Linked DNA regions of Homo sapiens: region 2 is linked to region 1. A link is a loop called in an ENCODE intact Hi-C map of the cell type or tissue named here. Cell type or tissue: pancreas. All regions are shown on one strand. Each heading gives the region's core, and the rest is flanking DNA. Links, peaks and the distances in the headings are about the cores only.

Evidence for each region. Peaks named below come from ENCODE experiments on the same cell type or tissue, not always from the same donor. Only the 100,000 strongest peaks of a DNase experiment are listed, where the experiment ranks them.
Region 2: a loop joins it to region 1, with 9 times the contacts of the local background. A loop is called at or near these places in 105 of 110 quality-filtered maps.

Annotation. Positions count from the first base shown.
Region 1 is chr7:98,165,794-98,173,750 of GRCh38, forward strand. LMTK2 (lemur tyrosine kinase 2) reads left to right here. Exons shown (of 14, transcript NM_014916.4): 7 at 5,748-5,881. Among named protein-coding and RNA genes, the nearest start is that of BHLHA15, 42 kb to the right of the region's middle. RefSeq lists enhancers at 1-265, 266-781. In pancreas, for the core only: a CTCF peak has its summit at 3,026 (motif pointing left); DNase peaks (open chromatin) are centred at 2,088 and 5,868; H3K27ac peaks cover 2,988 bases.
Region 2 is chr7:98,017,079-98,025,035 of GRCh38, forward strand. No RefSeq gene overlaps it. Among named protein-coding and RNA genes, the nearest start is that of OCM2, 31 kb to the left of the region's middle. RefSeq lists an enhancer at 5,711-6,210. In pancreas, for the core only: a CTCF peak has its summit at 4,615 (motif pointing right); a DNase peak (open chromatin) is centred at 4,643.

The DNA of each region.
Region 1 (7,957 bases), core at 1,100-6,099:
GACGTGTCGTTGCCCCTAAGGAGCTCATGTAGAGGAGAGGGGACACAGAGTCACGGTGGAACAGGCGTGAGGAGAGCTGGGGGCACAGGTGGATGGGGTCCCTGACCAGAGCCAGCAGAGGGGAGGCCTGTGCTGGACAACCGCATGGGTTGAGGTGTGGGGGTGATTGGGTCGGGGGTACGTTCCCAGTCCCTGCGTCTGCCCTGTTCCAGTGCCCGGCCCTGTGCTGGGGCCCTGCCAATGGCCTTGGCCCTCCCCACGCCTGGCTGCAGCCCGGGCACTACGGCCTTGGCCCTTGCTGAGTCTGCCTCGGCTGCCTCTGGCCAGGCCCTTCCGGTCTTCCCTGGTGCCTGCTCTCCCTCCCCTGCATTTCCTCCATCAGCACTGCTTCCCCATGTGTGTGGCCACACTGCTCCTAGGTGCTGTCTTCTTTCTCCCCTGTTGCTGCAGTGACAGGTCATCGCTGCTTATAACCAAGGTGTGCACCTGTAGCTGGAGCGCTGGAGCCACACGGAGTGGCAGCTGTGATTTCAGCAGAGGTTCTCTGGCGCCCTCCGATGGTGCTTGGGCAGGCTGATGGGGGCCTCACTGTTGTCTGTAAAAGTTTAAAAAGAAAAACACTTTTAATAGAAAAATTTACAGAATAAGGATATAAAGAAAAATATTTTTGTACAACTGTGCAATGTGTTTTTGTTTTAACCTAAGTGTTATTACAAAAAGACTCAAAAGTTTTAAAAAATTAAAAAGTAAAAAAGTTACAGTAAGCTAAGGTATATTATTGAGAAAGACAAAATTTTTATATAGATTTAGTGTGGTCTAAGGGTCTCTTGAGCCCAGGAGGTCAAGGCTGCATACAGAAATACTTGCCATCGTGTTACAGTGGCTTACACTGTTTTCAGTGCAGTAACATGCTCTATAGGTTTGAAGCCTAGGCTGTAGCAAGAAACCACCCTCTGTAGCCTCAGGGTGCAGTAGGCTGACCATCTAGGTTCATGTAAGTATACTCTGTGATGTTTGCACGATGGTGAAATTGCCTAACAACACATTTCTCAGAAGGCATCCCCAGTGTTAAGTGACACACGACTGTATTTTAACAGAATTTTGGAATAATTTAGACTCTCTGTTCTCAAAGTAACATTTACTATACAAAGATAAACTTTCAAAGAGAATCAGATTTTACTTAAAGAATATTATTTTCCCAAATTAAGTGTCTTTGGCTAGCTTTAATGTCCAGAGTAATGAAGTAATAAATTTAAAAGCCCAGTAAAAATGTGAAATTTCAGATTTACTCCTAAGTTCATTCTTATTAGATTATTAAATGGAAATGATAGGGTGGGGCGGCTTTGGGAAAACAGTTGTCCCAACTTTAACCTGTAGGGCATCATTTAGAATGTCTGCCTAAGTGTTTTTTCTTTTTTCTCCCATTCATTAAGCAAATATTAAACACATGCTGTGTGCCCAGCACTGTTCTAGGTTTTAGAGACACAATAGGGAACTAGACGGAGTCCTAGCCATGTCTAGCTTGCTTTCTAGTGGTAGAGACAGACAAGGAAATAAAACAGCAGGGAGGAACCCAGGCTATCACGGTTGGATTTATGTTTTCAGGGACTGGCTTTGGCTGCTCAGGCGAATGGATGCAGGGAGGCCGCAGGGAGACTGGCGCAGGTGTGTCCTCAAGGTGGGGTGGTGCTGGGACCAATACCACAGCAGCGGAGGCATGGGAGGTAGTTTGAAAACAGACCCAGAACTTGGTGACGGGTTGGATGTGGCTGCCTAGAGGCAGAACTCACAAATGACATCTTCACTTTTGGTCTGACGCACTTGGAAAACGGCGATGCCACTTACTGAGACTGGCAGAGGTTTGTGCCAGAGGGCTCTTAGGCATACAGGGAGGGAAGTTGAGTCAGGAGATGAGGGGCTGGGCCAGAGAGCTGTACGTGAGGCATGGGCTTTCAAGCCATGGGGTGGCTGAAACCCCTGGTCGGGGAGCGCCCCCAGGACTGAGGACCAGGACGGAGCTCCAGGGTCCTTACGGATCAACGAGAGGAGGGAGAGCCAGTGGGGGGGCCGAGGAAGGAGCGGCCAGTGGGATAAGAAGAAACGCAGGAGGTTGCGGTGCCCGAAGGCTGGTGAAGAACATGTTTAAGCAAGGAAAGAACGGGCCGGTCTCCATTAATGCTGGTGAGATGAGACCCGACCAGCTGTGCTTGGGGAGAAGTGGGCAGGTCACTCCTTGATAGGCCTGGCGAGAGCAGCTGCCACTGAATGGTGGATGCAAGTGCTTCTGATGGTGGCAAGGGGTTCCTGAACAAGGAGCCAGGACCGACCAGGCTTCTGAGGAGTTTAACTACGGAAAGGAGAAAGAAGTGGAGGGCTGGGGAGGGGAGGGCTGGGTTTACCTGGGAGGTGTTTGGGGCCAGAGCAGAGAGAAGAGATGGACTCTCGAGAGGACTGAGCTTAGAAAGGCACAAGACGAAGAATCCATGGCAACCAAAGAGGAGATGATGTATAAGGTTATGGATGCCAGTGGGCGGGGGGACCAGTGGTGCTGAGAAAAAATAGACACAGGCAGAGAGCTGCTGGGAGGGAAGCGAGGCCCCGGGCTTCGCGGAGGCGTGGCGGCGTCAGCTGCCCCAGTCTGCATGTCTTCTATTTCATTAGCAGAAGCGGGGGTGTTGCGCTGTCTATATCATTCTTTCATCCTTTCAATAAAATTATTGAAGATTATGTTTTTCCCCAGAATCATCCTATTAAACATATAAATGACTTTAATTTTTCAGTTCTAAAGCTATTTACTTGTTGACTTTTTACACAGTACTGAAATTAATTAATTGCTCCTAGTGTCCTGCAGAAAAGCTATATAAAGCCCTCCCTGGCCATTCATGTCAGCATTGAGGAGCGGGCTTGCGAGGAACCTATTTACAGGTGTTTGAATGACTCATTCTACCAGGGCGTTGCAGGTCACTTGCTCTGCTGATGGAGAGCTTGGTGTAGCGCTCTGCTGCCATCTAGTGTCCTAAGTTTTCCTTCGGGAGTTTTTTGGGGGGTTTTGGGAAGCTGAGAAATTTTTAAAACTTGGATAAAGGAATGTTTATTTTAATTCAGAATACATTGCTATTCTTGGTGAGCTTTTTTCTTTAAATAATGGACCAAAATAATCATGTCTATTCACTAAGCACCATTAAAGTACAAATAAATCAGATAATATGTCTGTTTTGGATAGAATGAATCAAATTTTAGTACTTGCTTAACATAAACATTTTTACTCTAATTAAAGATTTTATGTTGATTTTTTCTTTTAAACTGTGGTACCAGGAGAGCTCTATGGACCTTTCTGAAACATAGAACTAACCCTGGATCCTACACAATCCATGACAAGTCTCAACCATGAGAACCATGACCAGGGGCCTCCAGTAATCTTTGATGTTCTTCCCTATTCCTGGGTTAAAGATATTTTTGCCTGGAATGTACTGATTTTATCTATTCTTAAGTAAAATCCCTTTCTGTTGATTATATTCTGTCTTTGAGTGAAATTTGGGAAGTGGGCTATTATGGAGAGAAGACATTTTAAGAACAGTGAGTGTGGTGAATATACTTTAGATACCCTTGAGAAGCAGCCACGCCCGCTCTGCGCTTCCTCTGCCTTCATGGCTGGGGTGGCAGTTCACTGCCTGCCAGCAGCTGCTGTTGGTTTTAGGATTGGCCAGATTCAGCCCAGCAAAACCATGTTTTCGTGTGAGAGTAAGTTTTTCCTTAGATGGGTATTGGTGGCGGAGGGGTTAGGCAGAAGAATTTCATTACCATTTCATTGGTAATGTAGATAGACTTAAGCTTTTTTCATGTTTACTTTCTCTATGGGCTACCTTATGAAACTCCCAGCTGCCTGTAGTCCTGGAGTTTTTTGCTGGAATTTTTCTGGGTGAATTTAATTGTCTTCTGAATCATTTGTTATCCTTACAACTCCCAAGCTCCACAGAGCCTAATCTGAATGGAGGGGCATATGTTTTTACAAGAAAAAAAAAAAAGTTTTCTCTTTCTCCTCTGGAGTGGCTTCTAATTTCGTTGGAAACAAAGGAGAAGGCACCACGTTTGGAAGGAAATGTATGAAGGACAGCAATGCCAGGTGCACGGCACCGAGGGAAGACCACTGCTCCCCTGGCAGAGCAGTCACATGACGCTTGGGAGACCCCAGCAGATTGATAGGATTGACCTTCAGTTATTTTATGTTCATTCTTATAAAATACATTGATGTTGTCTGCATACTGATTTAATTCACTTGCTAAATAGACCTTTCTTGACTAGTTGGTAAGCCGAAAAGTAGAAGCACAGCCCTACCATTTATTAGCTCTGTGGCCTTGGGCAAATTTCTTACCCTCCCTAAGCCTCAGTTCCATATCTGGTAAACATCTCATATTGTATTTGCAGTAACAAGTGCAAAAACTCCTAACATAACGCTTGGCTCAGGGCTCAAAGCACAAATGGTGGCAACTATTAATATCAACATTATCACTCATGTAAAGATCTTGGAAACTGGGAATGGAAACAAATTTAGATTCTTGGAGTGGACCTAGAAGTTACCTCAGAATGTACTCAGTATTAAATGTGGGTAAATGTTTGTAAAGGAATACTGTGTTTTAAGGTTTTATTCTGGGAGGTATTTGATAAATTGGCTATCTTCAGTAACAGTTACAAGACATGTACTCTTTAGTTGGTCAAGGAAAATGCCCTTCCTCAGGAGTCTTTTTTTTTTTTCTTTTTTTTCCCGCTCCCCGCCTCCAGCCGTCTTTTCTTGACTCAGATTTAAAGAACACTGAAAGCTATTGGCTTGCTTTCTAAATTTTATTAACTGATTCGAGGAAACTTTAATTTGGAATGAAATCATATCAATAAATATTTAATCATATGGTAAGGAGAATATGGAAGATTTTATTCCCTCAGAAGGTGTTCCCCATAACAGATACACGGTAAACTCCCAAAAACATAGTATCCTAAATGAAAATCATGAAATAAAGACAGCGTAACACAGGGAAGTCTTGGAGGAGGCCTGGGGAGCCCTGCAGTGTCATGGCCATGTGCTGGGCATCTGACTGTAAGTTTGTTTATTTTCCTGCTCAGGTTGCTCCCCTTTGAAGAGTAGGCTTGTTAACGTGGTGAGTTTTTCTGGAGTGGCTGAAATGTTCTTTCTCTTCACCGTCTCAGGATAGCCCAGGGTCCTGGGGAAGCTGGGGGAGACCTGAAACAGTTGTTGCTGCACTACCTGGACTTCTCCTTTCCCACCCATTTTTCTTTCCTTCTCTCCCGCTCCATTGCTCCTCCAAGCTTTGGCAGTAACCACGGCGCCTTCGTGATGAAGCGCTCACTGCCCAGGGGCCGCCTGGAGTCCATAGAACAGGCAGTGTGAGTGGCACCATTTCTTACACTCTCCGTGTCATCTCCTAGGTAACCTGGGAGTTTCTCTAATTCTACACAGCATTTAGTTTAAATGTGCATCATTGCAAAACTATCTTTTTTTAAACTGTTTTGTGTTCCATGTGTTTATGTGACAAAGATGTTAACTAGTTAGAATGTTCCTAAAAGCATAATAGTGTTCTATACTTTCGCAGTATTGGGTTGGAACTTCTTTAAGTATGAACAAAAGAAGTTTCTAATAAATAATCTTAACAGTTAGTGTTCACCGAGGCACGTATTTAAGCGCTCACTTTATTCCTGTGGCTCGTTTGGAAACTCACACGGGCTGACTTTTGCAGGGTGACCTGAAGGCGTATCTGCGCAGCGAGCAGGAGCACATGCGGGGGGACTCACAGACCATGCTGCTGCAGAGGATGGCGTGCGAGGTCGCCGCGGGGCTGGCCGCCATGCACAAGCTGCACTTCCTGCACAGGTGGGTACCTGCGTCAGCGGTGCACGCCCCACACAGCACCGGCGGGACAGTCCAGAGAGGCTGCCGAGTTTGTGAAACTTAAGGAGGACAGGAGGTGGCAGAATGAACCCAGCTCATGTAGGTAGAAGCGATCTCGTTCTTACCCATGTCCGGATAAGGGTTGAGTTGGGCTTCATTGAAACCAGTACCAGGGAATAAGATGTCTTAATACATTTATTATTTCCAGCATTTCAAAGAATGTGAATAGTTGTACCTGCCTCAGAGTTGGGAGTAAACAGTCCCGATCCACCGTATGACACCTCGCGTGTTTCATCCTTGCCACACCAGCTTTAGGCTTCTGGTGCCACCCGCCCGGTTTCATGGTGCATCCCAGTTCACATTCCTGAGAGAGGAAGAGAGAATCTCTAGGCCAGCAGCCTCTGTTTGCACAAGGTCATAGCACTGGTTTCTGGCCAGCTGAAGGGTGGGCTTCAGGTGCCCATTTGGAAGCAGAGGTGTCATGGGATCCGATCTGATGAGGCCCCCCGCTCCCGGGTGGGTAGTCAGGGGCTGCTTGTGAGCAGCACAGCGATCTGTGTAGCACATTTCTGTTGCAGCTTTTCAGGCCCCACTTGAATGACCATAGTTCTTTTTTTTTTTTTTTTTTTTGAGACGGAGTCTTGCTCTGTCGCCCAGGCAGGAGTGCAGTGGCACGTTCTCGGCTCACTGCAAGCTCCACCTCCCGGGTTCACGCCTTGAATGACCGTAGTTCTTTGGAACACGTTATATTTTGTTAAGATCATAGATGGTGATTTTCGTAATTAAAACACCAAAGGACTTGGAGTCCCGTCTCAAATGAGGAGTCTGTTCTGTGAACCCAAAAGGAGATTTCTGCTTATTCTCCTCTAGGCTTTTGAGCTGTGCTTTATGTTTAAAAACAACACAATACGTTTAAAATTATTTCTTAGGTCTCCAGGGAAACCAGGCAGTATTTCTTTAGTCAACTTTAAGTAAATCATTTAACTCTTAGTAATCCATTGACCTAAAAAGGAACACCTGTGTGTCTTGACTTGAAGAGATGTGTATGAAGTATTCTATTTTTTATTTATTTATGTATTATTTTTTTGAGACGGAGTCTCTGTCGCCCAGGCTGGAGTGCAGTGATGTGATCTCGGCTCACTACAACCTCCACCGCCAGGGTTCAAGTGATTCTCCTGCCTCAGCCTTCCGAGTAGCTGGGGCTACAGGCACTTGCCACCAGGCCTGGCTAATTTTTGTATTTTCAGTACAGATGGGGTTTCACCATGTTGGCCAGGCTGGTCTCAAACTTCTGACCTCAGATGATCCGTCCGCCTCAGCCTCCCGAAGTGCCAGGATTACAGGTGTGAGCCACTGTGCCTGGCTTGAAGTATTCTTTTTTGTAAAAAGCAGATTTCACAGTAATATGCTTAGTGTGATTCCATTTCTTAAGTATGAAAACACCTGGTCGTATTTCTAGAGGTGTGTGTGTCTTAAACAGGCGTGGAAAAGTACCGTGCCTATCAGACTGTCAACATTCCTTCAAGGGGGGACAGAGGAAAATTATTAACCTTCTTCTTACACATTTATATCTTGTTTGATTTACGATAGTAAACAAATCATTCTGGTAAAGTGTTTTTTTTTTTTTAAAGACTCAAAAAGTTACCAGTTTCTTAAGACCCAAAGCAGAATCCCTTATATGAAGCTTTATAAAGATTTCGTAATGGAGAAAGCCTACATTTAGCTTTTGATGTCTTTTATAACAGGCTGTTATCTAGCATAATTTATATTGTTAATATATCTTACAAAATGCAGATAATTACTAATACTGGTATAGGAATTCTTAAATTTTGGAGAAGGGGGTTTAATTTTAAAAGAGCATAATATTGGAATCAGCAATGTAAAATTATCAAAGACAACTAGAATCTGTATTTTTTAAATTGGCAAAGATATCAGAGTAAATAGTATTTTCCTGTGAGTTTCAAGTTAAAGTTTTACTTAATTTCAAAGTTTGTGGACTTTAGAGCAAGTAAAGATGATGAGTAAATCACATAGTTTGGGTTTTATTCAAGTTCTAAA
Region 2 (7,957 bases), core at 1,676-6,675, 150 kb before region 1:
GACTTGAAGCAAGCTGACTCTAGCATGTTCTTCTCAACTCTCTGGAGACAAGGAGCTCAGAACCCAGTGGCCTGGCTGCCTCCAGGAGTGAGGAATGGGAAAAAAAAATTGCAACCTGGCTCACTGTTTTGTCTCCAGTGGCAAGAAAGAGACAGAAATGGATATTTCAAGATGTTGTTGTTGTTATTGTTGTTATTATTATTATTATTATTATTATTATTATTATTATTATTATTGAGGCAGCATCTCACTCTGTCTCCCAGGCTGGAGTGCTGTGGTGCAATCTTGGCTCACTGCAACCTCCACTTCCCAGGCTCAAGTGATCCTCCCACCTCAGCCTCCCAAGTAGCTAGGACTGCAGGCACGTGCCACCACATCCGGCTAATTTTTTTTGTAGAGATGGGGTTTCACCATGTTGCCCAGGCTGGTCTCGAACTCCTGAGCTCAAGTGATCTGCCTGTCTCGGCCTCCCAAAGTGCTGGGATTACAGGCATGAACCACCGTGCCCAGCCAAGACATTATTCTTTTGTAAAGTAAACATAGTTGCTCTTAGCATATGGTTCTCAATTGATGGGGGTGTGTGTGTGTGTGTGTTTGTGTGTGTTCTCTCTGGAAAAGTTTTCTCTGGGAGAAAATTCTAGATTTCACTGTTTTACATTTCAAAGTTGCCAGTTTGTTAAAAAATCAGGCTGAGAAGGAACACGTTAGGACAAAAATGTGAAAGACTGTCATTAAAGCAAGCAAGACCAAGGATGGAATTTTACAGACTTTGCAGAGAATTCTTGGATCAACCTATGGACGCGGTGGCTGGTTTTAACAGGAGCTGCAAAGAGTCTAATCCCTTTCGTCACAAATGCATCTGGGGACAGAGCCTGATTTCCTGCTGCCCTTGGGGGACTTTTTAACCATTTTTTTTCTCCAAGTTTAGAGTATACATCAAATCCCAGGTCCACACTGACCCCTACTCTGGGCTGGAAGGGCCTGACCTCTCCCAAGAGAGTGGGGGTGGAAGAGAAGCTGGGAAATACAAAGTCATTTGATGGATGTGACACTGGGCACAGGTTGACCATCAAGCCAGGGAGGAGGCCTTTATGCCCGAAAGCCCCTGAGCCTGTTCCAGGGATGGGGTGAACCACTCCTCTACCCACCCAGGCTTGCCTAGGTGTGTCGTGTGCCAAGGAAGCTTCAGGGAAGAGAGAGGACAGAGAGGGGTTGGATGTCTAAGAGTCGTTTAGTAAAGTGAACAGAAAGCGAATGTTCCAGTCTGGGAAAGTAAAATCACATGAAAGAGGAAAGCGGATTGTCATAGAAGGTCGAGGCCCGGGCTAGGGAAGGGAAAAACCACATGCTCAAAATCCTGGTCAATGCGTGTCCACCTTAATGGGAGAGAAGCACCTTCCTCCATTGTGGGGCCAGGGCAGGGCCAGAGCCCCGGCTGGGAGTGGATCCTACACTTGCTTTTTTTTTTTTTTAATTATGGTAAAATATGCATAACATAAAATTTGCCATTTTAGCTATTTTTGAGGGTACAATTCAGTGGCATTTATTACATCAAAAATATTGTGCAACCGGGCTGGGCATGGTGGCTCACGCCTGTAACACCAGCACTTTAGGAGGCTGAGGCAGGCAGGAGGTCAGGAATTCAAGACTAGCCTGGCCAACGTGACAAAACCCCGTTTCTACTAAAAATACAAAAATTAGCTGGGTGTGGTGGTGTGCACCTATAATCCCAGCTACTCAGGGGGCAGAGGCAGGAGAATTGCTTGAACCTGGGAGGCGGAGGTTGTGGTGAGCCGAGGTTGCGCCACCATACTCCAGTTTGGGCAACAGAGCGAGACTCTGTCTCAAAAAAAAGAGAGACAGAGAGAGAAATAAACAAAATATTATGCAACTGTCACCACCATCCATCTCCAGAACTTTTCCATCTTCCCAAACTGAAACTGTCCCCATTAACCCTCACTCTCCATCCCCCTTATCCCCAGGCTCTGATAACCAACATTTTACTTTTTTTCTGTCTCTATCAGTTTGACTATTCTAGGTACATTATATAAGTGGAATCATGCTGTATTTGCCATTTTTTTTTTTTTGGAGTTTTGCTCTTGTTGCCCAAGCTAGAGTGCAGTGGTGCAATCTCGGCTCACTGCAACCTCTGCCTCCTAGGTTCAAGCGATTCTCCTGCCTCAGCCTCCTGAGTAGCTGGGATTACAGGCGCGCACCACCACGCCCGGCTAATTTTTTTGTATTTTTAGTAGAAACGGGGTTTTGCCATGTTAGCCAGGCTGGTCTTGAACTCCTGACCTCAGGTGATCCACCCACCTCAGCCTCCCAAAGTGCATGAGCCACCTCGCCCGGCCTTTTTGTTGTTTTTTTTTGAGACGAGTCTCACTCTGTCATCCAGGCTGGAGTGCAGTGGCACAATCTTGGGTCACTGCAACCTCTGCCTCCTGGGTTCAAGTGATTCTTGTGCTTCAGCCTCCCAAGTAGCTGAGATTACAGGCGTGCGCCGCCATGCCAAGCTAATTTTTTGTATTTTATTAGAGACAGGATTTCACCATGTTGGCCAGGCTGGTCTCAAACTTCTGACCTCAAGTGATCCACTTTCCTCCGCCTCCCAAAGTGCTGGGATTACAGGTGTGAGCCACTGTACCCGGCCATATTTGCCTCTTTGTGACTGACTTATTTCCTCTCCTCCGCTCCCTCCCTTCCTTCCCTTCTTTCTTCTTCTTCTTCTTTTTTTTTTTTTTTTTGAGACAGGGTTTGGCTTTGTCCCACAGGCTGGAGTGCAGTGGCATGATCTCTGCTCACTGCAACCTCTGCCTCCCTGGCTCAAGCAGTCCTCCCACCTCTGCCTCTCTAGAAGCTGGGACTACAGGAATACACCACCACACTTGGCTTTTAAAATTTTTTTGTAGAGATGAGGTCTCACTTTATTGCTCAGGCTGGTCTTGAACTCTTGGGCTCAAGTGATCCTCCTACCTCAGCCTCCCAAAGTGCTGGGATTACAGGTGTGAGCCACAGCGCCCAGCTGTGACTGTCTGATTTCACTGAGCATAATGTCCTCAAGGTTCCTCCATGCAGTAGCAGGTGTCAGCATTTATTTCCTTTTCAGGGCTACATAATATTTCATTGTATGGACAGACACATTTTGTTCATTCATTGGTAGGTGGACTCCTGGGTTGCTTCTACCTCTTGGCTATTGTGAATAATGCTGCAATGAACATGGGTGTACAAATATCTGTTGAGGACGGGTGCAGTGGCTCAGGCCTGTCATCCCAGCACTTTGGGAGGCTGAGGTGGGAGGATTGCTGGAAGCCAGGAGTTTGAGACCAGCCTGGCCAACATAGCAAGACCCCATCTCTACAAAAAATAAAAAAGTTAGCTGGGCATGGTGGGGAATGCCTGTAGTCCCAGCTACTTGAGCGGCTGAGGCAAGAGGATTGCTTTAGCCTGGAGGTTGAGGCCGCAGTGACCTATGATCTTGCCACTGCACTCCAGCCTGGGGGACAGAGTCAGACCCCATCTCAAAAAAAAAAAAAAAAGAGGTTAAAAAATCCCACAAATATCAGCTGGAGTCCCTGCTTTCAATTCTTTGGAGCATCTACCCAGAAGTGGAATTGCTGGATCTACATTTTTTTTTTTTTTTGAGACAGAGTCTTGCTCTGTCACCCAGGCTGGAATGCAATGGCGCGATCTCAGCTCACTGCAACCTCCGTCTCCCAGGTTCAAACAATTCTTATGCCTCAGCCTCCCGAGTAGCTGGGGCTACAGGCGCCCACCACCATGCTTGGCTCATTTTTCTATTTTTAGTAGAGACAGGGTTTCACCATATTGGCCAGGCTGGTCTCGAACTCCTCACCTCAAGTGATCCACCTGGTTCGGCCTCCCCAAGTGCTGGGATTACAGGCGTGAGCCACTGCGCCTGGCCTACCTTTGTTTTTGAAGTGGGTTGGGTGGGCCTGGGTTTCTCAAATCCCAGTATAGCACTGCATAGGATATATCACGGTCCTCAGTTCTCAGAACCTGGGTCTCCTCAGCTGTGAAAAGGGATAGTGATAATAGTGGCAATCACAGGGTTGCTGTGAGAGATACTTAAGATTTTGTAGAAACACCCACGCAGGCTGGGCGTGGTGGCTCACATCTGTAATCCCAGCACTTTGGGAGGCCGAGGTGGGAGGATCACTTGAGCACAGGAGTTCAAGACCAGCCAGGGCAACACAGTGAGATCTCCTCACTACAAAAAATATATATAAATTGGGTGGGCGTGGTGGTGTGCACCTGTAGTCCAATCTACTCGGGAGGCTGAGGTGGGAGGATTGCTTGAGCCTGGGAGGTGGGAGGTCGAGGCTGCAGTGAGCTGTGATTGTGCCCCTGCTTTCTATCCTGGGCAAAAGAATGAGACTCTCAGAAAAAAAAAAGAAAAAGAAATGATGACTTCAAGACCCAAGGAAAATTGCCCGTTAAAATTTTTTAAAATAATCTTTTAAATAAAAAATTTAAAAGAGAAACACCCATGTATCGTGTACATTGAACGGTGCCTGGCACCTGCTCAGCTTTGAATCATTTCTCCCGTGATGTTGCCATCAAATCTCCAGGGAAGGGGAAGCAGGCACCATCACGGCCACCAGGGGGCGCCGCTGCCACAGCTCTGAGTCTCGGCTGGGCCGGGCTGGCATCTCCACCGCCCATCACCTCCCACCATTGTCCCCCTCCGTTTTCAGGCCGGGCCTCCACTTTCTCATGTCACCCACTCTGCTATTACTCCATGCTCCCATCCTTCCTACGTCCTTACTTTCACCCAGGATGAGAAAGTGCCCCACCGTGTCCAGGCCACATCACCTTGTCCCATGACCTATGTCCCTTCCCTCCCCAAGGGAAGCTTCAGCCCATACCTTGCGCCATTTACCCGGCCCAAGGGCTCTCCCTGCGCAGGTAATGACCTTGTCCCTTTTCCCTCTGGATGGTTTCTCTGAAGGTCAGGTGAGGTCATGTGTGGGGAAGTCCCTCAGAGACAAACACTGGGGTCTGGTGCAACAGCTCACCCCTGTAATCCCAACACTTTAGGAGGCCAAGGCAGGAGGATCGTTGGAGGCCAGGAGGAGTTCAAGACCACTCTGGGAAAAATGGCAAGATCCCATCTCTACAAATAACTTAAAAATGAGCCAGGTGTTGAGCATGAACAGCTACTCAGGAGACTGAGGTGGGAGGGTCGTTTGAGGCCAGGAGTTTGAGGCTGCAGTGAGCTATGACTGTGCCACTGCACTCCAGCCTGGGTGACAGAATAAGACCCTTGTCTCAAAAATAAATAAATAAATAAATAGGCAAATAAAAATCAGCCAGGTGGGGTGATGCAAGCCTATAATTGCAGCACTTTGGGAGGCTGAGGCAGGAGGATTGCTCGAGGTCAGGAGTTCAAGACTAGCCTGGGCAACATCTCTACAAAAAAATTTAGAAATGAACCAGATGTGGTGGTGGGCACCTATAGTCCCTGCTACTCAGGAGGCTGAGGTGGGAGGATCACTTGAGGCCAGGAGTTCAAGGCTGCAGTGAGCTATGATTGCACCACTGCACTCCAGCCTGGATCACATAGTGAAACTGTGTCTCTAAAATCAAACCAAACCAAACCAAACCACAGCCCAGAGCTGGTGACAGGGTTGGGACAGCTGCAGTGAGCCTCAGGCCAGGGGCCCATGCCTTCCTCAGGAGCTCTGAGGAGTCCTTCCTGGTCAGAACACACTCCAGGAATTGCACTTTTCCAGCAGGGCTGGAGAGGTGTCCACAGGCCTGAGCAGACCCGCCCCTGGGAGAGAGGCCTGTGGACACCAAGGCCAACTCTAAAGGGGGTAGCTGCATTTGTAGCCCAGCTCCTGGGCACTTACTAGGCCCGAATGCGGGCTCCGCGTGGCCAGAGAATTGGAAAATGCAGAATTTTTTTTCCACAGGAAATCTCCAAATGTTTGAATATTGGCAGTTAGTTACAATTATTTTCAAACTCTTCATGGGCCAGTCAAGGCAATCTACAGCCGGGCTTGGCCTGTGGGTACCATTTTGCAGCCTCTGATGGAAGCTTCTTGAAGACACTGGTCAATGCTAATGGTCAATACCTTGCAGCACTGATCACAGGGATAACCTGAGTTTTAAGCTGCCTGGGTGATCTTTATTTTATTTTTATTATTAATGTTTTAATTTTTTTTTAGGGGCAGGGTCTTGCTCTGTTGCCCAGGCTGCAGTGCAGTGATGTTATCATAGCTCACTGCAGCCTTGACCTCCTGGGCTCAAGCAGTCCTCCCGACTCAGCCTCCTGAGTAGCTGGGACCACAGGCACTTGCAAACGTGCTAGGCTAATTTTTTAATTTTTGGGTGTGTGTGTGGCGGGGGTTGGGTCTCACTGTGTTGTCCAGGCTAGTCTCGAACTCCTGGCCTCAAGTAATCCTCCCTCCTCTGCTTCCCAAAGTGCTGGGATTATAGACGTGAGCCACTGTGCCTGGCTGAGCTTCACTCCTTCTCATGGAAGACTTTTTGTCTGAGCATTGATAGACACTTGGTAACCCCATTATAGTGTGGGCACTGGGCTCTTATAAGCAGGGGGCATCATATACTCTCCTTGGTCACCAGGATGACATTTCTGGGTGCACATAAGAAATGTCAACTGCGCTGGGTGTGGTGGCTCATGCCTGTAGTCCCAGCTACTTGGAAGGTTGAGGTGAGGAGATCGCTCAATCCCAGGAGTTTGGCATTCATTGGTGACCTCCCAGAAGCAGGGGACCACCAGGTTGCCTAAGGAGAGGTGAACCGGTCCAGGTCAGAAACAGAGCAGGTCAAAACTCCCGTGCTGATCAGCAGTGGGATTACACCTGTGAATAGCTACTGCACTCCAGCCTGAGCAACATAGTCTCTATTTAAATTAATATAATATAATATAATATAATATATATAATATAATATAATATAATAATAAAGGTCAACTGCAAATTGCACACTGATTCTTCAACCACCCCAGGAAAGGCCGACCTCACACTGCATGTGGATGGCGTGACAGTCCTGAATGTGGGGAAAGAGAGCTTGTCCTCGCAGCTACGTCAACAGAAGCCAGAGACTGGGGCCAAGAAGAAAGACCCTGCGGGGTTGGGCTGGAAAGTCCTGGACGCCCAGCTCTTCACACCCACTCAGTGCATGTGATCACAGCTGTAGGATCTAGAATAGTTGCACTTGACAGATGGCCTCTGAAGGTGTTGAAATGGGGCTTCCCGTGGCCAACTGATACCTGCATGCAGTAAGAAGCCAGGTGCTGCCACCACCCTCCCCCTGTTTGTATCCAGGGGATGGGACTTCTTGTGGAGGTCCCGGTTTGTCTTTGCTTCCGACCCCAAGCAGGCAGCTGGATCAAGCTGTCCTGAGAAGGTGATCCATCTCCCTAGCTGGGTGTATGCAATGCTGAATGCAGCTATCCCAGACACATTTATTCCATATACACCCCCCTCCCCAAATTCCATGGAATGAACGAAGTCAGATTTCAACAAGGATGACTACAGCCCAGGGCGAAATAACTCTGCTATCCCCTCTCTGTAGCTCCCCAGACTCTTTATTTTATTTTATTTTATTTTATTTTATTTATTTATTTTTTGAGACGGAGTCTTGCTCTGTTGCCCAGGCTGGAGTGCAGTGGCATGATCTCGGCTCACTGCAACCTCTGCCTCCTGGGTTCAAGCGATTCTCCTGCTCAGCCTCCCGAGTAGCTGGGATTACAGGCGTGCATCACTATGCCCGGCTAATCTTTGTATTTTTAGTATAGATGGGGTTTCACCATGCTGGCCAGGCTGATCTCAAATTTCTGAACTCAAGTGATCCACACGCCTCGGCCTCACAAAGTGCTGGGATTACAGGTGTGAGCCACTGTGCCCAACCGCCAAACTCGATCTCTATCTCTCTCTCTCTCAGAGTCTCTCTCTGTCACACACAC